Regions from separate parts of the Homo sapiens genome. Here region 1 is linked to region 2. A link is a loop called in an ENCODE intact Hi-C map of the cell type or tissue named here. Cell type or tissue: B cell. All regions are shown on one strand. Links, peaks and the distances in the headings refer to the core of each region. The heading gives the core; the rest is flanking DNA.

Region 1 (11,276 bases), core at 2,260-10,259, 440 kb after region 2:
TAATTGCAACTGGAGCACAGTGTCTATAGCGGCTCCTGGTTTCTAGAGCCCAAGGAGCAGCTTAAGGAATTACCATATCTTACAATATTTGAGTAAAAATGTTTAAATACAGATTCTCCCTAACTTACGATGGAATTACACCTCAATAAGCCCATCATAAGTTGAAAATATCATAAGTCAAAAATGCATTTAATACACCTAACCTATCAAACATTGTAGCTTCACCTAGCCTACCTTAAATGTGCTGAGAACACTTACATTAGCCTACAGTTGGGCAAAATCATCCAACATAAAGCCTGTTTTATAATAAAGTGTTGAATGTCTCCTGTAATAAATAGACTACTGCACTGAAAATGAAAAGCAGAATGTTTGTATAGGTATTCACAGTTTCCTTCCTTCCTTCCTTCCTTCCTTCCTTCCTTCCTTCCTTCCTTCTTCCTTCCCTCCCTCCCTCCCTCTCTTTTCTTTCTTTCTTTCTTTCTTTGTTTCTTTCTTTCTTTCTTTTTCTTTCTCTCTCTGCCTGTCTTTCTTTCTTTCTTCTTTCTTTCTCTTTCTTTCCCTTCCTTTCTTCCTTCCTTCCTTTCTTTTCTTTTTTTTTTAATTTTTTTTGTTTTACTTTTAGTTCTGGGATACATGTGCAGAACATGCAGGTTTCTTATATCGGTATACGTGTGCCATGGTGGTTTGCTGCACCTATCAACACATCATCTAGGTTTTAAGCCCCACATGCATTAGGTATTTATCCTAATGTTCTCCCTCCCCTTGCCCCACCAGCCCCCAACAGGCCCAGTGTGTGATGTTCCCTCCCTGTGTCCATGTGTTCTCATTGTTCAACTCCCACTGTGAGTGAGAACATGCGGTGTTTGGTTTTCTGTTCCTTGTGTTAGTTTGGTGAGAATGATGGCTTCCAGCATCATCCATGTCTCTGCAAAGGACACAAACTCCTCCTTTTTATGGCTGCATAGTATTCCATGGTGTATATGTGCCACATTTTCTTTATCCAGTCTATCATTGATGGGCATTTGGGTTGGTTCCAAGTCTTTACTATTGTAAATAGTGCTGCTCTTTTCTTTTTTGTTTTCTTTCTTTTCTTTTCTTTTCCTTCCTTCCTTTCTTTCTTTCTTTCTTTCTTTCTTTCTTTCTTTCTTTCTTTCTTTGTTTCTTTCTTTCTTTCTAGCAGCCGCACCCTTCTAGGAACAAAGTACAGTTTCTACTAAATGCACACCACTTTCACACCATCAAAAAGCTGAAAAACCTTACATCTAACCATTGTAAACTGGGGATCATCTGTAATTCCAATAATTAGCTATTTTAAATCCATATAATGATAATTTCTTGGGAATTTCACAAAGAAGTTAAGAGCACCACTCATTGTCATTCTTAATTCCTTGATGTCAAATGTCAAAAATAACTGCTCTAATAATGAGAAAAAGAATACCCTGTCTAGTAATCACACCTCCCTGACTCCTCCCCTTCATCAGCCCTCAATAGATCTATAAGACAATATGATAAGAGATCAAACCCCACCTCCTTTACAAAATTCAGCTGCTCAACATAAAAGAGCTAAAAATCCTTTGTTCATTCCCACGTTCCTCACTATGCTTGAGCATCAGATCCTGCAGCTGAGTGTTTCTTCATTTATCCCTAGTTTGTAAGGAGCTATATCTGCTCCTCTAGGAGAGAAACATGCCCTGAACTAATATATTTTCATTTCTTTTCATTTTGCCCCACATGTGAAAATTGATTTATTCTAGATGCCCTCAATACTTACGTTTGGTAAAAAAGAGGATTTGCTCAAAATACTCCATGTTAATAACTCAGAGTATCAAGAAGCAAGTACTAGAAGAAAATTAGGGTGACAACCTTACCTAAATCATTCTAAGAACATCTCCCTTTTTATTATTGTGTTCTTTTCTTACGATTTCCTATATAATGATGAAAAATTGTGATACTCACATGTCATAAGAATTTCCAAACTGGAGATATGATATATGTCTCAGCCATGTGAGAAGGGAATCGTCTGTCTTTGCCTAAGTTATGGATGTATTTGGATAAATTATATTCTGTTGATTTGATATAGACTGAAAATTATAAGTTGGATAAAATATATATATGACTTAAATCTGGTATAGAGAGTATTAAAGCCTCTGAGATTTATTGTCCCCCTCCTTCCCATAGTTTAACTCACAAAAAAATTCAACTAGAGAATTTTAGAGGTGGCAGATATTTTAAAGATCATTCTGACCCCTTATCCTACAAATGAGAATACTAAGATTTAAAAAATTAAAGTATGTGCTCAAGTTACTCAAAGTTAGATAACATCTTTGTCTTCAGAATCTTAGGTCAGTCTTCAGTTCACTAAGTTTAATTTTAAAATATTTTGGGAACAAGTTAAATAAATCATGCCATAATCATCACTCAGCTACTAGGGAGAATGGGGAAGGTTTAGATGTTCTGATACTGAAAAATAACATTAACATAAAGATGATGCTAATAATAGCAATAATAATAATAATGGCTAGTGAATGCCAGGGATTCACCTACTCTAAATGCTTTCTATGTATTATCTATTTAATCCTCACAACAACGCGGTGAACTAGGTACTATTGTTATCCCCATTTTACAGATGAGGAAACTGAAAACGAGTAAATGACTTGCTCAAGGTTACCTTCCAGTAAGTCAAAGACCCAGGCAGCCTGATCCTAGAGTCCACCTCCGCCTTCATGGTGTGATCGGGGGAAACATGTGAGGCACAGACTGAAGAACACAGTGTAAGCCCATGTGTGTAAGTATATTTAACATGCATGGTTACATGTCTGTTTATAAATAGACAGCTACAACGTAGGTCTATAGAAGAGCATGAGTGTATGTACAGTGTGAATACCCAGGAAACTTAGCGCTTACTGAGAGGCTTGATTTTACATTTTACACCTTTCTAGAATGTTTGAATAGTTTTCGTGCACATGAATGAGGTCTGTGGGGATGACATCATGTCTCCAACAGGATTCGAGTGCCTTGGAATAATCACTTGAATAATCGCTTGGAATAACAACTATGTACCCAATATGTTGGTGTTTATTGCCTTATCTAATCCTCACAACCACTAAATGACAGCAACAACTATTATCCCCACTTTACGGATGAAGAAACTGAAGAGCAGAGAGATTAAGTATAGTGTCCCAATCCCACATTGGTCCCCCACGGATACCCCTCACCCACCAATCTCTTCTCCTCCTCCGAGTGTGCAAGGATAACATCCTCACTCCCCCACCAGTGGTCTCAACCATGGCTGCACATGGGAATCATGTAGGGAGTTTGTTAAATGCTGATTCCTGGCCCTGTACCCAGAGATTCCTATGGAATTGGTCTGCAGTGGATCTTGGGCGTTTAGATTTTTAAGGCTTTTTGGGGGATTCTAAGGTGTAGCCAGGGTGAAAACCACTGCTCAAATCAAACTGGCTCACAAGGAAAGAATGAATAGTACATTGGTGTAGTGTGGGAAGTTAAAAAAGAACAGGTGTTAATCTGGCTGGCAATAATTTCAAGGAAGACATTTCAAGAGATGAACAAAGATACATATTAAATGGAGCACCTCTGATGACATTTCAGACAACTGTGAGCATGACTCATCCCATGGTGATGCTCTGATGCCCTGCCTTTTGACAGCTCCATGCTTAATACCCCATCTATCTTGCTGCCAACCACTGGATTCCCAAGCCAAGGTGGCAGGATGGCAAGGATCCCTGAGTCTAGGTCAACCACTGTGGCTTCTCAAATGTATAAGGACAGAACCTTTCTACTTGAAAAGGGTTGTTTGTTTGTTTGTTTTGAGACAGGGTCTCACCCTGTCACCCAGGCTGGAGTGATGGCTGGTGCCATCACCGCTCACTGCAGCCTCAACCTCCTGGGCTCAAGCGATCCTCCCACAGGCACACGCCATCATGCCTGGCTAATGTTTTACTTTTTGTAGAGATGGGGTTTTGCCATGTTGCCCGGGCTGGTCTCAAACTCCTAGGCTCAAGTGATCTGCCTGCCTCAGCCTCCCAAAGTGCTGGGATTCCAGGCATGAGCCACCGCCTCCAGCCTAAAAAGGGTTTTTAAAAGTAACTCAGTCCTCAGAAACTCTATCCAGTTATTTAAATATACCATGAGCTTGCCCAAAAATGACCTGCAAATAGTGAAATCTGGCTTCTAGCCCAGGCTCTGAAGAAGTTCCTTAGTGTAATATGTAAATGATAATGATTCAGTCAGTTAATGATTCAGTCAGTGGGTCTCTCCAATTTGCAAAATAAAGGGGCAGGAGGTAAATGACCCCTTACATGTCAAAAATGGTACTTTTCAGTCATAGAAATTCTAAGGTCCTTTCTACCTTTCCAGAAACTAGGCAAGGAAACAGAAGTACTTATCCTTGTTGGGTCTAAAATTTGATTTTACCCTGCTTAGAAGCTAATAAATTTTGCCTATTCCTGTTTCATGGATACCGACAGAAGACACGAGGCTCCTGGTCCAACACAGCATACTGATGTGAGTTGCACTTACAGCTAAGTTTACCAAGCGTGATGCAGATGGCCTGGATAGATGCTATGCACATATACATCACAGCTGAGAACCCTGAGCTTGGGGAACCCACCACTTTTACAGCAAGTGGTTAGCAAGGCTGCTCTTTGCCTGGGAGCAGGTGTCTCCTCATCCCTCAAGGTTAGTACATGCATATGCATCCCCAAGATCGGCCTGGGTAAGAGGGTGGTCAGAGCCTTGTAGTCTTGACACAGCCAGCAAGACATGTATGAACACCAGAGGCTCCACAAGCCACCTGTCCCACAGGGTCTTGGCTTCTGGTAAATTTTCACATAACTATGCGAAACCACTGGTCCCAGGGCACATGTGTAAGAATGGAGCTCCATGCAGCTCCAGACCTTCACTCCTTGCACCCCAGGAAAAAGAGAAGCAATAATGATCACTGTCATTTTCATTTTAAGATAACACAACTGAATAATGACTGAGAATTATAAAATTTTGATCCATCAAAAAGACATCAGGCTGGTTACTGTGGCTCATGCCTGTAATCCCAGCACTTTGGGAAGCCGAGGCAGGCAGAGCACCTGAGGTCAGGAGTTTGAGACCAGCCTGGTCAACATGGTGAAACCCCTTCTCTACTAAAAAAAAAAATACAAAATCAGCTGGTGGCACGTGACTGTAACCCTAGCTACTTGGGAGGCTGAGGCAGGAGAATCACTTGAACCAGGGAGGCAGAGGTTGCAGTGAGCCGAGATTGTGCCATTGCACTCCAGCTGGGGCAACAAGAGCGAAACTCCGTCTCAAGGAAAAGAAAAAAAAAGACAACATAAGCTAAACTAGATTTATCAATGGACTAATGTATAAGAGCAATACATTACATTTCTAATAAGCATACTGCACGTTTATAGGTTTAAAACAAAAAGAAAATAAACACAGAGTTCCTAAATAAAATATTGCTCACTCATGAAACTTCTGGTTTCTGAGCAATTGGCAAGTGTCCTGTGTGCTGAGTTATACAGGCGAGACGCCGACCTCACCACCCAAAGGGATGCTGCAAACAAGCAGCTCTGGGGAGCCTCCAAACGGCCCTGCCCAACCACTTCCTGGGGAAGCTGGAGAGGAAACACGGTGTCTGCACAGTGTCTGTCACCTGCCTGACAGCTGCCTGCTTAACACACCAGAGGCCCGAAGACCCCTGCTAAGTTGACATACCGATTTCTGCTGGAAGATGTGAGATTTGGTTTTTTGGCAGATCCAGAATTCTCATCGCTTGAAATAACTGAATATATGTAGGAATGATTTGAATCAAGGTATTGCTTATGTACCATTCTCTCAGGTGTGTCTGCTCCTTCAATGAATCTGGGAGCTCCTAAAATAGAAAGAATGACATCAATCAGAACTAGCTCCTCCGTGTGCACAAAGCCGTGTAAAACCAAGCATTTATTTTAAAACAGGAAGTGAGAAAGCAGACACGAGAGCATAAAACTTAACCACCAGCACTCCAGCCATTTCAAAAAGAAACCAAAGACACCGCAGTTGTCGTCAACTTCACAACAGTATATTAGCCCTATTTCAAAACTGCCGTGAATTCATGATGTTATTAAAATTAAATCCTAGTGAACACAAAAAACCAGACTCACACTTAGAGCCACAATGTGTATTATTTATTTGCAACATACCAACTTAACATCCCCTAAGGTCTGTCTATACATTCGATTTCAAAATTTGTGCTTCGTTTCCCTTTGTCTGTAGTTGCTTTTAGAAATACTTGATAAACCTCTAATATTTGCTGTACCACATTTCCAAATATTCTTAAGAGTCTATGAAAGGGAAAAAGCATGAGAAAGACAGTCAGCTGGGACACCTGAGTTCCGGCCCAGGCCCTGCCATTTTCCAGTCACGCCACCTCCCTGGGTCTCCACTGCTGAAATGACATTGATGAACTCAGTGTCCAAGGCCTCCCCTAGCTCAAGTGTTCTGGGATAAAACTGTAAAGGTGTCAAGCAAGAAGCGTTTAAAGACTTTAAGGAGGCTATTTGTCCAGCTGAAGAAATCTAATTCACCGAGAGTTACCGAGCCCCCATTGCAGGTGAGGGGTGCTCAGCACTGAGGGGTGGGGCAAAGACGAGACACACAGGTCCCCTGACCTCAGAAGCTGACCACAACGCACCATCAGCAAAGTGGCTGGAGCACAGGGTGGAGGTGGGATGAGGTGTGGAAAACTCCATGGCAGTTGAAGGGGAGGTGGAGGGAGCAATGGAGTCCATAGTGATCCTTCTTTTTTGTACTTGGTACTTGTAATGTGCTTTACAACCATTGCCCTCCTGTGTGTGGGTTAAGCTGTTAACTTGCAAAAGTGCTTTCACTCTAGTATTATCTCATGCAACAGTACCATAAGATAGGCAAAGTGGGCCGGGCACAGTGGCTCACGCCTGTAATCCCAGCAATTTGGGAGGCCAAGGCGGGTGAATCACCTGAGGTCAGGAGTTCGAGACCAGCCTGGCCAACATGGTGAAACCCCATCTCTACTAAAAATACAAAAATTAGCTAGGTGTGGTGGCGTGCACTTGTAATCCCAGCTACTTGGGAGGCTGAGGAAGGAGAATCGCTTGAACCCAGGAGGCGAAGGTTGTAGTGAGCCAAAATAGCACCACTGCACTCCAGCCTGGGTGACAGAGTGAGACTCCATCTCAAAAAAAAAAAAAAAAATTGATAGGCAAAGTGAGCCCCTTTGGAAGAGGAAAGCTGAAACCCCAAAGACATTTAAGTGAATCACTTACAGTAAGGATCCACTACTGAGTTTGCAGAGCCTAGTGCAAAATGAAAATGCAGGCACCTTGTTAAAAATTAAGAAGTTCAAGATGGTGAGCACAGAGCATTAAACCAAGCATAGGGCCCTGTGCCGCTGCTTCTGAAGCCAACTACCTAGTTACCACCTGCCCCCTTCTCGTGGCCCTGGCAAACTGTCCCGACACCTCTTGATCTGAATGGAACCCACACCACACCAGAGGGTTGCCTCCTGGAACTGAGACAAAATGAGTTGGGTCATCAGGGAGCTGACCACAGGCTCATAATCACAATCTCTTCATTGACACTTCAACGTACTGACTGTCTCATAAATAACCTCATTCCACTCTTTCAATAATGGCACACATGAAAGATTATTAAATTTCTAAAATTATGTTCATGACTATTTTCAACAAGAAAAATATTAGGATAGGCCGGGCATGGTGGCTCACGCCTGTAATCCCAGCACTTTGGGAGGCCGAGGCGGGCAGATCACGAGGTCAGGAGATCGAGACCATCCTGGCTAACACAGTGAAACTCCGTCTCTACTAAAAATACAAAACATTAGCCGGGCGTGGTGGCGGGCGCCTGCAGTCCCAGCTGCTCGGGAGGCTGAGGCAGGAGAATGGTGTGAACCCGGGAAGCGGACCTTGAAGTGAGCCGAGAATATGCCACTGCACTCCAGCCTGGGCGACAGAGCGAGACTCCGTCTCAAAAAAAAAAAAAAAAGAAAAGAAAAGAAAAATATTAGGATATCAAATGAAATAGAAATGAAAAGAATCGAGTAAAAATGACAGATTGAATGTATGCATGTACTTTTGCTCTTCTCCAAAATTCCATTAAAGACAACAGTACAGGAACTTTTTAGGTGCCATAAACCTTGCAGAAGGGCAAAGAGAAAGGGAAAGGAGACATCAGCTGCAAAATGTGGATAACCAGACAGCCGGAAGATGGTAACCTGGCTTCCCAGAGCTGCTCAATCTTAGACTAGCAGCAGAAACAACTGAGATACAACCTGGGCTTCTCACCAGAAGCCACCAGAGACTCGGCAGTAGAAGAGCCTGGTACCCCTGGAAGTGAGAGCTGAAGTCACGGCCCAAAGAAAGAGATCGGGTTCAAAGTCTGAGGACCAGAACCTTGACCCCCATCCATGCCACACAGCAATTACCTCTGCTCCCCACCAGTAGGAAGCTGAGGCTTATTCACTGGAGGAGGTTCAACAAAGTCCCTGAACTGGGGTACCTCAAGCACAGCTGAGGCAGGGGAGGTGGCAATCAGATGATGAGTGATGAATGCTGAGATTCTCTCTGCCCCAGGAACTGAGAAGATCCTTCTCTGTATGCTCCCATAGCTCCAGACAAATCATGAATGTGCATTCATGAACATTCATGAATAATCATGAATAGGAGAGGGGAGGCACCAGTGAGATGGGGACTTTACAGCAACTTCCTCAAAAGCTAAGTGTGCCCGACACACACTCAGAGCTTCTGGTCAGCTTGTTAGTGCTCTGGACAACCCAGTGTCTCCAGACCTCCAAGAAATGTCCCAACATGCAAGATAAAGACACATACCCTAAAAGAAAAAGGAAACTCTGAAACAAGAAAGCATCCCCCCCAAAAAAACTATCCAGCACTTTGGGAGGCTAAGGCAAGACAATCACTTGAGCCTAGGAGTTCAAGACCAGCCCAGACCACAAAGTGAGACTCCATCTTTAAAAAAAAATTAAATTAGCCGAGTGTGGTGGCATGCACCTGTTGGTTCCAGCTACAGAGAAGGCTAAGGTGGAAGGATCACTTGAGTCCAGGAGATAGAGGCTACAGTGAGCCATGTTCATGCCACTGCACTCCAGACAGAGTGACTAAGCAGGGCTCTGTCTCAAAAAACAAACAAAAGAAAAAAAAAGAAGAAAAGAAAAAAAAAAAAGATTGATCCCAAGATAGCTAAGAAAAGCCATTACCCTGCAAAATAAAAACAGAACAAAATTTTAAAAGCTAAGATTAAGAGATATCTGTAAAAGTGGAAAAATAAAGCCACTTCACAGAATTCATCCATTTGAAAAAACAAACAGCAAACAGCTCGGGGAAATTAAACATGTGGTAGTAAAAATGAAAAATTCTATTGCAGGGTTGGAAAATAAAATTGAGGATCTCCCCTATACGAGCAGGGTCCGGGGTCTGAGAGCTTCTGACTCAAAACAGGAGCCCCAGCCCTCAGCCCAAGCTGGCCACACAGCCTCAGCCAGCCCTAAGGGCCGCAGCAGATCTCTCTCTACCTAGTCCCTAAGGCCCCAGAAGCTCCACAGCCCATTCCTTCCCTCCTGACCTCTTGCAGGGGCCAGGCAGGCTGCCAGGTGTGACTTTGGAGGCCACAAATCCCTCACTGCCACAGAGCACTCTAAGAGGCTGAAAAATCCCTTAACACACACAGCCTTTCACTCCTTAGTCAGAGGTGAGGCCGAAGCACAAGCTCTCTGGGGGAGGAAAACGGTAACTGAAATTCACTCTAAAGAATATGTGGGGCCCAGAGTCTTCCTGGACTCTCCTGTACTCAATCACAACAGAGTACGGCTTAGGGGATGGCGTATGGGGACAAAGAGATTGCAAGTTTTGAGGACGCCATCCACCTGGTTCACAATGGAGGTCTCTCCCAGCCTGCTGAATTCTAACCATCTTCCCATTCCCTTTACCATACCGGGCACATTAAACACGCTTTACAGGCCAGGTGCAGTGACTCACGCCTGTAATCCCAGCACTTTGGGAGGCCGAGGCGGGCGGATCACGAGGTCAGGAGATCGAGACCATCCTGGTTAACACGGTGAAAACCCGTCTCTACTAAAAATACAAAAATTTAGCCGGGTATGGTGGCGGGTGCCTGTGGTCCCAGCTACTCGGGAGGCTGAGGCAGGAGAATGGCGTGAACCCGGGAGGCGGAGCTTGCAGCGAGCTGAGATCGCACCACTGTGCTCCAGCCTGGGTGACAGAGCGAGACTCCATCTCAATTAATAATAATAATAATAATAATAATAATAATAAATAATAAATACCCTTTACAATGATTTTCAAAAGGTAGATTGTGAAACATGAGGGCTCGTGACAGGTTCTCCAGGTGAACTGGACACCCTTACAGGGTAAGTGCCACACCCAGGATCGTGTTTACTGGCCAATGGTATTTAATTAACAATCCAGACATGCCTCCCTTCGTGCCCTAGAATAGGCAGCCCGTTACCTACTGATCTCAATGATGGGGATGCAAGGGAAAGAACAGTAAAGAGGTTTACAGTAATAACCTCTTGCATTTTTGGAGAACTGTATACTTTACAGAATATTCATGCACTTCATCCTCTCAATAGCACTCAGATAGGGTCAGGGCAAGCATTAGCAGCATTTTACTGATAAGAATGATAAAAACCCATAAAAGTGATATGCATTTTTATCAAATGATAAAAACCACCTCGGATCACATGGCTAATAAAAGACAGCCCCAGGTCACGCAAAATATTTAGTCTCTCCACCGAGTCCTTTTAGTCACAAAATGGCAGGGTAATAGGCTCAAGCTCAGGAATTCGAGACCAGCCTGGGCAACCTGGCAAAACCCCGCCTCTAGGAAAAAAATACAAAGCCCGGGCGTGGTGGCTCTTGCCTGTAATCCCAGCACTTTGGGAGGCAAAGGCGGGCAGATCACCTGAGGTCAGGAGTTCGAGACCAACCTGGCCAACATGGTGAAACCCCGTCTCTACTAAAAATACAAAAATTAGCCAGGCATGGTGGCACACACCTGTAGTCCCAGCTCCTCGGGAAACTGAGATCTCGCCACTGCACTCCAGCCTGGGTGACAGAGCAAGACTCTTGAACAAAACAAAACAAAACAAAAAAGACACAAAATGGCAAGATACAAAGAGATGGACGGAGGGTCCCAGGGAACCCTGTCCCGATGAAATGGGCAATAGCCCAAGTTATTATGGGACCTGAGGA
Region 2 (11,026 bases), core at 173-8,172:
AACTGTCTCCTTAGTATTCAAGCCACTTTAAGTTCAGTTTTCTGTTACTTGCAGCTGAAAGAACCCTCAAGAAAGTATTCCTATTTCTGGGATTAATCCTGACTTTGGGAAGGGGAATTTAAGGAGATTTAGCTCAATACTATAGGTCTATGCATCAGGCATTGACAGTGTGCCCCTGACCTTAGCCTGGTTTCTGAGAACTTGGATTTTCTCTCATTCTCTTGATTCAAATCTCTACCTGAGAGCAGCTCCGTCCCTCCAGAACCCATTCTTGGTACTCTTGTCACTCTCAGTTGCTGCTCAGGGCTGGAGTCCTCTCTGCTTCCAAAATTTCACGCTGATGGCTATAGCCTTGTAACCCACTGTTGTCCCAGGTGCCTTCTCACCTGCTGCTTATCCTCCTGGATTTCAGAGAATCACTACTCCTGGAGTCTTCTTTGTTGAGTGCTGAATTCTGCCCCTCTTAGCATATGTCTGGTTGGGCCCAAGTGCTATATGCTCATCTGTTTTTTTGTCTATTACTGTCTTAATCTGTTTTGTGCTTTTATAACAGAATACCACAGACTGGGTAACTTATAATGAACAGAAATTTATTGGCTCATAATTCCAGAGCCTGGGAAGTCCAAATCAAGTCATCTGGTGAGTGTCTTCTTGCTGTGTCATTGCAAAGTAGAAGGTATCACGTGGCAGAAGGCATCATATGGTGGAAGGGAAAAAAGAGAATGAACCCATTCCCTTGAGCCTGTTTTTCAGAGGCATTAATCAATTCATGTGAGCCGAGCCCCCATGATTAAAGACGTTACTTCAGGCCCTACCTCCCTACAGTGTTGCACTGGGGGTTAAATTTTAACATGACTTTTGGAAGAGACAAACATTCAAACCACAGCAGTTATTGAACTATGCAGATTCCAGACACCTAAACTTTCCTGCTGGAGTAGACTTCCTCCTTGCACCTGCAGCTAGACAGATGAAGCCTGCCACTCCCACGGTTCCCTTTGTGTCTTTGTGAGGGAGTCTTCTTGCAGATCATCCTGGTAGACCTTGGGGGAAAGTGCTTGGTTTGGGAGGTGCAACATCCCATAATTACCCCTGCAATGTCTAAACCTTCACAGAACAAAGAATCATCACTAATGTTTCACAATGCACAAGGCTCCTTTGTATGCACTCAAGGTTCATGTTTTATCTTATTTTACCCCTGCTGTTTGGAGAGTGAGGTCCCATGGGGATTTTGAAAGCAACACAAGTTGTTCCTGTCTCCAATAAGTGTTTGAATGAAGTAACAGGTGTGCATAAATAAATATAGTTAGAAAAAGTTAATATCTTCTCACTGAGACATGTGCTTATGTTTGGTTAAGGTCTCTGTTTTCATCCTCATCATCTCTTTGTGGCTCTAAACAATTCTCTTGCATTTGAAAACATTACCTGCTTGCTAATAAATGTTTTTATTTAGGACAGAATTCATTCTGAGCCTTGCTCCTGGGGTAACTTGGATTGAGATAGCAGGGGAGTGGGTGAGTTTCCACTCTTATCTGATGGTGGCAGCTGATAGTAACCAAAAGGAACTTTGTGGTTGTGCATGACCAAATTGTCTTAGGTCAGTTTCAACACCTGGGCAGTAGGAAGCGCACATGCATAAATAAGCAGTGAGAATTTGCTACATATTTTAATAGAGGGACCCAGGGAAAGCTAACCTCACACATAATGTGTCTCGCAAACCCCTTGAAACCTTCCCTGGGCTATGGCAGTGCCTCCCCTCTTCTTCCCTGGCCTTTCCCACAGCACCCAGCTCTGATCCTTGTTTCTACTTCATGCTATGGAAAATCTCTTTCCTTCCACAGAAAATATGGGAACAGCCCAAAGTCCAGGCTGGAAGCTCCCTTTGACTCTTTGAGAAGTGGGCTTCTCAAAGGCCCTTTTTCCTCAAAGAAATCCTCATGCCAGCAGCTACAAAGGTATTTCCTTGATAGTCTTTGCAATGACCATGAAAATACTGATCATTGGAAGGGAAACATGATGGTTCAAGGTTCTTGATAAAGAGTTAGGCATTGTAAATTCTGACCTCCTTGCATTTCCTCATGGTAGTTTTGGGGTGTTGTTCAGATGGATGGAGGGCTGTCAGGCTTGGTTTGCTTCCGGGTCTCTCTAGCCTTCTTATTGTGACAGCCAAAACCATACTCATGGTCCTTCCTGCTGGATTCTGGATGGCTCACCTCCATGGAGGTCCTCTCATTGCTCTGGTTCCAATCTTGTGCTCCAGTTCTGGCTGCTAGGCCTTTGCCTCACTTCCTGGGTCTTCTCTCTCTTCCTCATGGAAATCTGCTCATTCCCTAGTCTCTCTAGAATGGGCCCTGCCTTAGACCCAAAACCCTTTCCCCACCTATTTGGGGGCTGGCTTCCTGACTTAGTGGTTGTGACCCTGAGACATGACGGATGATAGATCTTTCTGATGAAAACTGTCTTCCCCAACCCACACACACACTGAGCTTACAAGGGCACCTTCTACTTCCCAATTTGATCTTGTACAATTGGGAGGTTCTTTTTGGTTAATAAAAGCAGCCACCATTGTAGTAGGTGTTTAGGGCCAGCTCCTCCTCACAGCCTCACTGCAGGTTACCATAAAAGCAAGTCTCAGACTGAATTCTTCCCCCCAAAACAGACATTTATTAGCAAGCAGGCTCACATCAGTCACCTCCTGAGTGTGATAAAGTCCAGCATCTCTGTTCTTTAGGAGGTTCCAACGAGATCTTGCATGAAAGAGAGGTTCAGTTAAGGCAAATATCACAACAGTCTAGTAGTAGGATTGGTGAACCATCTAGTCAGACTGAGGTTGGCCCGCATTCTCCTGAACCAGAAGCTGACACAAATGTCGTGGGTGACATTCCTAAGTAGGGAGGAAGAAAGGCCCATTAGATTCGAATGGCCTGTTCATGTAAGTTTGTGGAGTTTCTTGCTGTGGAGTTTCATGCTTCACTGATGAAAACTCATGTCCATGTTCATTATATTAATGAACAAAACTGCTGGCACTAATCAGAGAAGAAGACAGCTGAAGCACTTGTGGGTGTCCGTCTGGGGTATGGCCTTCCGATTACACTCTAATTACCACCCTGGAGTTGTCTTGATTAGGGCAACTGGCTTCCTCTGGAGTGAAGATTTAAAAGGCTACACCCACACTTAGATTACATTTTCAGTGCCAATATATTTTTAAGTAAATTGCAGATATCATAGTACCAGGGTACTTCAGCCCCTATATTAACAGTAATGAACACATTTCTTTGGTTTACAACATGTTATTTCATGATTTCAGCTCCTTGCAAAGTAAGTCCCCTAAAGTATTTCTAAGCAGCCCCAGGCATCTTACAGAGACTGGCCAATAGTTCCATTTAGCACAGCCCTTGCTTCATCCCTTAACCACTTCCAGCTCCCTTTGCAATGGGCATTCATTGCTTGGCTTGCCTACAACAGCCTTCCCATTCTGGGGGAAAGCTGCTTTTTCACCAATCCAACCATCCCTGTGGTGTGAGGATGAACACACGATCTGCCTGGGCCAATCACAGTGGCCTCATCCCTTTGGCCAAAGCAATTGGCCAGGAATGGGCAAGTGGGCCCACAAAGCCAATCACGAGCCTTCTCTGGGATTTTTTTCCACCTGGAGCTGGTGAGGATGCTGATTCTCCTCCCTGCCATTGTTGGTTCAGAGCTGCCTGCAGGCATGGCTTTGACTTTGTGGGGACAGCTGGACTGAGAGAATGAGTCCAATATGCAGAGAGAATCAGAGACATAGGTTGTTATGGACTGAATGTTTGTGTCCCTCACCCCAAATTCATATGTTCAAGTCCTAACCTCCTATGTGATAGTATTTGGAAGGTGGGGACTTTGGGAGGTAATTGGGTTTAGATGAAGTCATGATGGGATTAGTGCCCTTAAAAGAAGAGGAAGAGGACACACTGAAACTCTCTCTTCAAGTGTGCACACACAAAGAATTGTCATAGGAACACATACTGAGATGCTGGCCATCTGCAAGCCAGGAAGGGGGACATCACTAGAACCAAATCCGTCTCCACCTTGATCTTGGACTTCCCAGCCTCCAGAGCTGTGAAATAGATGCCTATTGTTTAAGCCACCCTGTCTATAGTAACTTGTCATAGCAACCCAAGCTGACGAAGATGTAGGTGAAGAAAGAGGAAGTCCTGGCAATATTCAAATCTTCGAATCCAGTTGTCCTTGGGTTTAGCTGCACCTCTGTACTCTGTGTGATTTGGTTACACAGCCCACAGATTCCCTTTTTTGCTAAAGCTGGTTTGAGTTGAGTTTCTTTCTTTCTTTCTTTTTTTTTTTCTGAGACGGAGTCTCGCTCTGATGCCCAGGCTGGAGTGCAGTGGGGCTCACTGCAAGCCCTGCCTCCCTGGTTCACACTATTCTCCTGCCTCAGCCTCTGGAGTAGCTGGGACTACAGGCTCCTGCCACCACGCCTGGCTAATTTTTTGTATTTTTAGTAGAGACAGGGTTTCACCGTGTTAGCCGGGATGGTCTCCATCTCCTGACCTCGTGATCCAACCACCTCAGCCTCCCGAAGTGCTGGGATTACAGGCTTGAGCCACCGCGCCCAGCCTGAGTTGAGTTTCTGATGAATCCGTTCACTGTCAACAGTCAGTAGTTGCTTTACAGGAGCTTTCACTCCTTATTGAAGCCCTATGCCTGCTATCAAGGACCACAATCACCCACCCTGTCCTTCTGATGCTGCCCAACATGTCTGAATCCTGACCTGAGGATCATCTAGGCCAAAATGGAGACCCTAAGTGTTCCAGTGCAGTCTGCTTGTGGCCAGCTTACCTGGCAGATGTCCACTCACAGGGTTAGGAGAAGGTCCACAGTTCTGGACTTGCCGACAACTGGTTAATGCATACCACAGATCAGTTAAGGCCTATTAAGTGATTTTGGCTTTCTATTCTCAACACTGTCCCTGGTTTGGACTACAGATTATATTGCCAGCCAAGGTATCACAATGACCATATGCTTCAGGAATCATTTTTGCCTTCTGGGAAGAACTTTCCCGGGACCTGAAGCTGATCTCGTCCACTCAGTGTGGCCAGGTCCTGGGTCCTAGGTCCCCAGTTTCTCCCCATTCTTAGGCCGCCCACCATGTACCCTGTAACTGAACTGTGATCTCTGAGTGGCTTCAGGGCAGGTTGTGGGTCTGGCTGCTCTGTGCCCATTGGAGCATCCCTGCCTCACAGCTCATCTGCTGATGTATGATGCAGCTGACTCATCCCAAACTTGTGGCCTTGGCAAGTAGGACCCTCTCAATCCCTATCCGCACTTTCCACACAGAGGAAGCCAGACAGCATTGTGTATTGATGGTTTGTTTCCATCTCACTAATCAAGAGGCTGAAAGCAACAAACTCTTTTTTTTCCTCTATCTCAACTTTTATTTTAGGTTCTGAGGGTACACATGCAGATTTGTTAGATGGGTAAATTGAATGTTGCTGAGGTTTGGTGTACCAATGGTCCCATCACCAGCGATGGATATAGTCTGGAGGGCCAGACTCCAGGTTTCTTGTGGCTGAGGAATACACTCCTGTCTTGCTGAAGCCCTCCCTATGGAGTGAGCTCTGTGGACCAGCAGCTTGGGCATCGCACAGGAGCCCATTAGACATGCTGAACGTCAGGGCCAGCCCCAGGGCTTCTGAATCACGGTCTGCATTTTAACAAGATCCCCGGGTGATTTCTGTGTACAGGATGGTTTGAGAGGCACTGGTTTAAGCCACTATTTTTTTTTCCTGTTATTTGCAGCTGAACCCAATTCTTTCTTTCTTTCTTCTTCTTTTTTTCTATAGGGCTTTTAAAAAATGTTTCCTCACTGTTTTGACAATATCATGAAAAAAATTCAGTTTAGAATCTGGAACTGACCTGGATGAGATTCAGGGGCAGCTACATGGCAAGGGCGGCACAACCTCTTTGATTCCCTCCCCACGGTGGGAGCTAAGCTACTGGTAATGGAGGCGCCGACAGGCACCAAACCAGGAACTAAGTTAGTGTCTCAGGCAAGAAAGGGGAGGCGAGGCCGGAGCCACTGCGGGGACCCTCCTGGTTATAGTTAGTTGTCTCTCTCCCTCCCCACACTGGCGACATGAAGACAGGCAGGTGGGTCAGGTGTTCCAGGACAGAAAAATAACCAGCAGTCAGCCCTCAGGCTCACACCTGAGCTTCTGGTCAATCCCCTCGGCTGAACCCGCTTCTTGTGGATAGAGTAGATGATGTCCAGGTGGGGTCACTGAGAGAGTGGGGCTGGAGAAGGGATTTCTGAGCGGCTCACTCATGGGCACCCTCACCTCCCTTCCCTGCATGCAGGCCTGACTTTCTAGAAAACCCTCATTTCTAGAATGAGGGGTGTGGGAGCCTTGGCTAGAGCTGTTCTGGGGCCCAGGGTCTCAAAAAGCAAGGTTCCTGTCCCCTGTGATTGCCTTGCTCCGGACCCCTATGTCTCCAGCACCAAGAGTGTCAGGGTAGACGACGGTGTGGAGCTCAGTGGAGGCGGATAAGGGGGCTGTAGTCATTTTGAAACCTTACGGTATTATAAAATAGATCATCCTTCCTGGAAGCCATGGCCTTCTGTTTTTAAACACAGGCGTTTCTAGGCTGAATTTCTGGGGCCTCCTCTATGACTCAGACTTGATTGCCTAAGAGGGTCACAATCTTTGGTACAAAATTCCAAGAAGGGTCCCTCCCAGCACATGCACATCCACATCCACCCAGGTCTTGTACACCAGCACCTCTCAAACTTTAATGCCCAAATGTATCCTCTGGAGATTTTGGTGAAAGGCAGTCTGGCTTGTGGCCTAAGACTCTGTGTCTCATAAAGCCTCCTGGTGCTGCAGCAGCTGCTGCTGCTGCTCTGAGAACTACACTTTAAAAGGCAAGGTTGTAGACTCTCTACTAACAGCTAGTGGATATTTCTTAGTTACAGCCTCTCATCTTCAAAACCTGACCCCACAATTCCAGACACTCCAGTTAGAAAGGTCAAATTAATTGTCATTTGTTACAGGATCTCACCACGAGTGTGGCTTCTCTTGGACAGGTGAGGGTAGAAGTTTCTGTTTCTCTTTGTTTTGCTTTTATTAATAACCTACTACACACAGAACTTCATTTTAGATAAAATCCTGGCCAAGACATGAACAGGTGTGTAAGTAACTCTGTGGACAGTGGGATTTACTTTCATCTGGGTTCCTGGTGGTGAATGATATCTCCATGTTTAGAGAGCACCTCTCAGTTTGATGTGGCAGTTTTTTGCTGTGGTTATGACTTTCAACATACTTCCTGCTTTTCTTGCAAAACAGAGAAGACTCACTCCTCTGTGGGAGGCCACAGCCCAAATGATTGCTGGCTTCTTCAAGGGCTGGAGCAGGGCTTGCAGGGGATTGCTGGCCTTCAGTGTGTGAGGTCTTTGGCCTTTTTCTACGTGAACATCAAGGTTAATCTATGTGGACTTGGCCTTCTGTTGGAGCAAGTTATTGCAATGCTGTTGGAGGAGCATGAGGTTCTTAGCACTTCTTAGCTTCAGATATCAAGGGAGATTCTTGTCCAACAACAACAGAAAATAGAGCCCAGCCATTTTTGTCATCAAGATTGCCAGGGTCGCATGATCTCAATGGCAATGCTCACACTTGCTAGAAATTTGGATTCATAAGCTTTTGAGTTAAACAGGGTCTGAGAATCCTTAAAGCTAACTCCTCTCTGTTTCAGAGGTGCAAACTGCTAATGAGAAAGATGCCAATCTGGTTCTTATTCTTTTTTTTTTTTTTTTTTGAGATGGAGTCTTTGTTGTCCAGGCTGGAATGCAGTGGTGTGATCTCATCTCACTGCAACCTCCACCTCCTGGGTTCAAGTGATTCTCCTGCCTCAGCCTCTGGAGTAGTTGGGATTACAGGTGCCTGCCTCCACACCCAGCTAACTTTTGTATTTTTAATAGGACGGGGTTTTGTCATGTTGGCCAAGCTGGTCTCAAACTCCTGACTTCAAGTCATCTACCTGCCTTGGCCTCCCAAAGTTGGTTCTTATTCTTTTGTTGTTTATTTGTTTCTTGTTTCTCTCTGAGAGTGTTTAGGATCTCCTTAGATTGTTGGTGCTCTGAAATTCCAAGAGGTTATTTCTATGGATCACTCTTTGTTCATTGTGCTCAGTGCTTGGGGTCTTTCAATCCAAAGCTTATATCTTTCTTCAACTCCGGGAGATTTTTTTCAATTGTTTCTTTGATAATTTTCTGCTTTCTGTTTTCCTTCTTCTCCTTTTCTGAAATTCCTGCAATGTAAATGTTGAGCCACCTAAATTGACCCTATGTATTTTTTTTCTCCAATTACCCATTTTATTTTGGTCATTTTACTCTGTATTCTGCAAGTTCTTCTTGAATTTTTAATGTATTTTTTCTGTCTTTGACTTTTGGTTTCAAAAAAATTGAATGTATTATATTTGTGATAATAAAAAGTAAATATATTTTAAAAGGGATTTAGAACAAACTCTTGGTTTTCAACTGCTCCTTTTTAATAGAAGATTTTTTTTTTTTTTTTTTTTTTTGACAGAGTCTCGGTCTGTCACCAGGCTGGAGTGCAGTGGCGTGACCTGGGCTCACTGCAACTTTTGCCTCCCGGGTTCAAGCAATTCTCCTGCCTCAGCCTCCTGAGTAGCTGGGATTACAGGTGCCCACCACCATGCCCAGATAATTTTTGTATTTTTAGTAGAGACGAGGTTTCACCATGTTGGCCAGAATGGTCTCAATCTCTTGACCTCGTGATCCACCTGCCTTGGCCTCCCAAAGTGTGGGTTTTGTTTTACGGACGTATCATCTTGGTTCTCCAAGAGGATAATTAGAGTTTAAGGTTTTTACTTAGTTCTTTTTCCTTTCCTTGTTCTACCTCCTCCAAGTTCATTTGTTCTGTTGACTTATCTTGGTCCTTTTCTTTTCCTGAGTGAATGGTGTTTGTGGCAGCTCATTTCTATTTATGCATTCTAGGTTGGGTTGTTAAGTTGAAGTAAATGGGGGACTGGGGTCCTTCTGCGAATGAGAAGGTGTGACTGTGAGCTCTCTGGCTGTGGAAGGGGGTGCTGATGGGTAAATCTTGCTTTCTTCTGTGAGAGTGGGAGAAGTCAAACCAATTCAAGGAGACCCCTGCTCTAAGATGTTACTCCCATGTTGGAAGCCTCAGCCCCTTCCAGTCAGCTTTTATTTGCTTTTTAAAAAGATTATTTCTCAAGGGTGCAAGGGTGGTAAGGGATAAAAGACTAAACACTGGGCACAGTGTACTGCTTGGGTGACAGGTGCAGCAAAATCTCAGAAATTACTACTAAAGAATCTATCCCTGTAACCACCTGTTCCCCGAAAACTATTGAAATAAAATAAAAATAAAAAAGGATTATTTTTCCAGCTTTTAAGGTAAAAGCTGCCATTTTCTGCCCATGGGATTAGGGAGAGGTGGGATGGTGAAGGCCAGTTTCCACAGCAGTTTAGGTCCAGTCATTCCATCAATCACTTCCTTTTATGCTCACCCTGGTCTTTGTACTTTCCAACCTCCAGAGGCTCTAACGTGAAGGACATCACCCCCTGCCACTGCCCTCACCAATAACTTCCACTTTTATTGCAACCCCAAAATGTGTTCTGAGCATCTAGGAAGCTAGAAATCAGCCTTCCTCATCAACTTCCTTAAAATTGGGGATTTAAGTAATACTTTTTAGAATCTGTCCACTCAGCTTCCAGGCCACATCCCTCTGACCCAGCTCCACCCCATTTCCATCCTTATTGTTTCTGGGGGAAGCCACTTGATGATGCCAAGTATTTTCCAGTTCTGCTTTTGACCGCACTTTGCAAAGTAGTGTATGGTATGATGCTTGTTCCTTCCTTGGTTTGGAAGACTTTTGCCTGTTTTCTCAAAAACAAATGAACAAAAATCTCTGGTGTTTTTTGGATTTGGTGGGAGGGAGAATTTTGAATCTGCTTCAAGTCCCACATCTTTCTCTGCCACCTCACACGATTAATATCAAGAAGCACAGACAACTCTCATTTATTTCCCACTTTCAGTGAAAAAGAAAAAGCACCAACCTTGCTTGTTTTGGTTCCATTTTGGTTTGTTCTGTTTGTTTTTAATAGCTGTTCACATGAATGTATTAACCTGGATGGGATCTTGATTTGACCTAGAGTCATACTAGGTGGCTGAGAGGACACTAGTCAGCTTCCTCTCAACTATGAGATGACCTAGTGGTCAGCCTTCAGGGTCTGGATTTTCCTCAGGAGGGTCCTTGCTAAAAGTGGCAGAGTCCATTTTCAGTCCAAGACAGAATGAGATGAAAGAGAGAATCAAGGATGTGGACCTGATTGCCTGGAGACCTGTGTTCTAGTCCCACCTGGCCTTCTTATCAACTGTGCAGGCTGGGGCAAGTGGTAGCCTCTCCCCAGCTTCATTTTCCTCCTCTGTAAAATAGTTGGGTGGGTCCTGATGTCTCCCAGATCGCTTTTACTTTCTAAAACTCCATGATTCCTTATAAAGTAGGCTTCTAAAGAGCAAGTAAGGGCAGGAGAGGATGTGAAGGGGAAGAATAATTAATATCCACATTCAGCCCTAATTTGGTTAGTATGGTTTCATTAATAATGGAAATAACAACAATTGCCATTGATGAAGACTATTTATGTTTCTGTTTCAGAAACAATATCTGCTCTTGGAGTCACTGCCACCAAGGGAATAACTTTACCTGGAATATGGACTGGGAGCTCAAGCCAAAAGCATGGACAAGGGAGTCCCAGATTACAGGATACTATTATGACTTTTGCATAAATATAAACTCCTATTAGATAAATTGATAAGATGTGCTCTGGTTAGCTATTGCTGTGTAACAAACCACCCCAAACAGTGGTTTAAAGCAATGACATTCTAGGGTTGGCTGGGCTCAGCCAGGTGGTTCTTATGTGGTCTATCATTAAGGTGCAAAAAGATAGTGGCTGGGTTAGGGCCATTCTGAAGAGTTATTCACTCACAGGTCTAGA

The links. Peaks named below come from ENCODE experiments on the same cell type or tissue, not always from the same donor. Only the 100,000 strongest peaks of a DNase experiment are listed, where the experiment ranks them.
Region 1: a loop joins it to region 2, with 7 times the contacts of the local background. A loop is called at or near these places in 3 of 110 quality-filtered maps.

The regions. Positions count from the first base shown.
Region 1 is chr3:46,533,315-46,544,590 of GRCh38, forward strand. LRRC2 (leucine rich repeat containing 2) reads right to left here. Exons shown (of 9, transcript NM_024512.5): 4 at 5,731-5,887. Among named protein-coding and RNA genes, the nearest start is that of LRRC2-AS1, 18 kb to the right of the region's middle. RefSeq lists enhancers at 5,748-5,807, 11,148-11,276. In B cell, for the core only: no CTCF peak of the experiment used is centred there; DNase peaks (open chromatin) are centred at 4,797, 5,777, 5,927 and 8,757; H3K4me3 peaks cover 2,387 bases; H3K27ac peaks cover 1,591 bases; H3K27me3 peaks cover 1,275 bases.
Region 2 is chr3:46,091,302-46,102,327 of GRCh38, forward strand. No RefSeq gene overlaps it. Among named protein-coding and RNA genes, the nearest start is that of XCR1, 69 kb to the left of the region's middle. RefSeq lists an enhancer at 6,339-6,448. In B cell, for the core only: no CTCF peak of the experiment used is centred there; DNase peaks (open chromatin) are centred at 1,130, 1,530, 4,210, 7,220 and 4 weaker places; H3K4me3 peaks cover 1,232 bases; H3K27ac peaks cover 2,842 bases.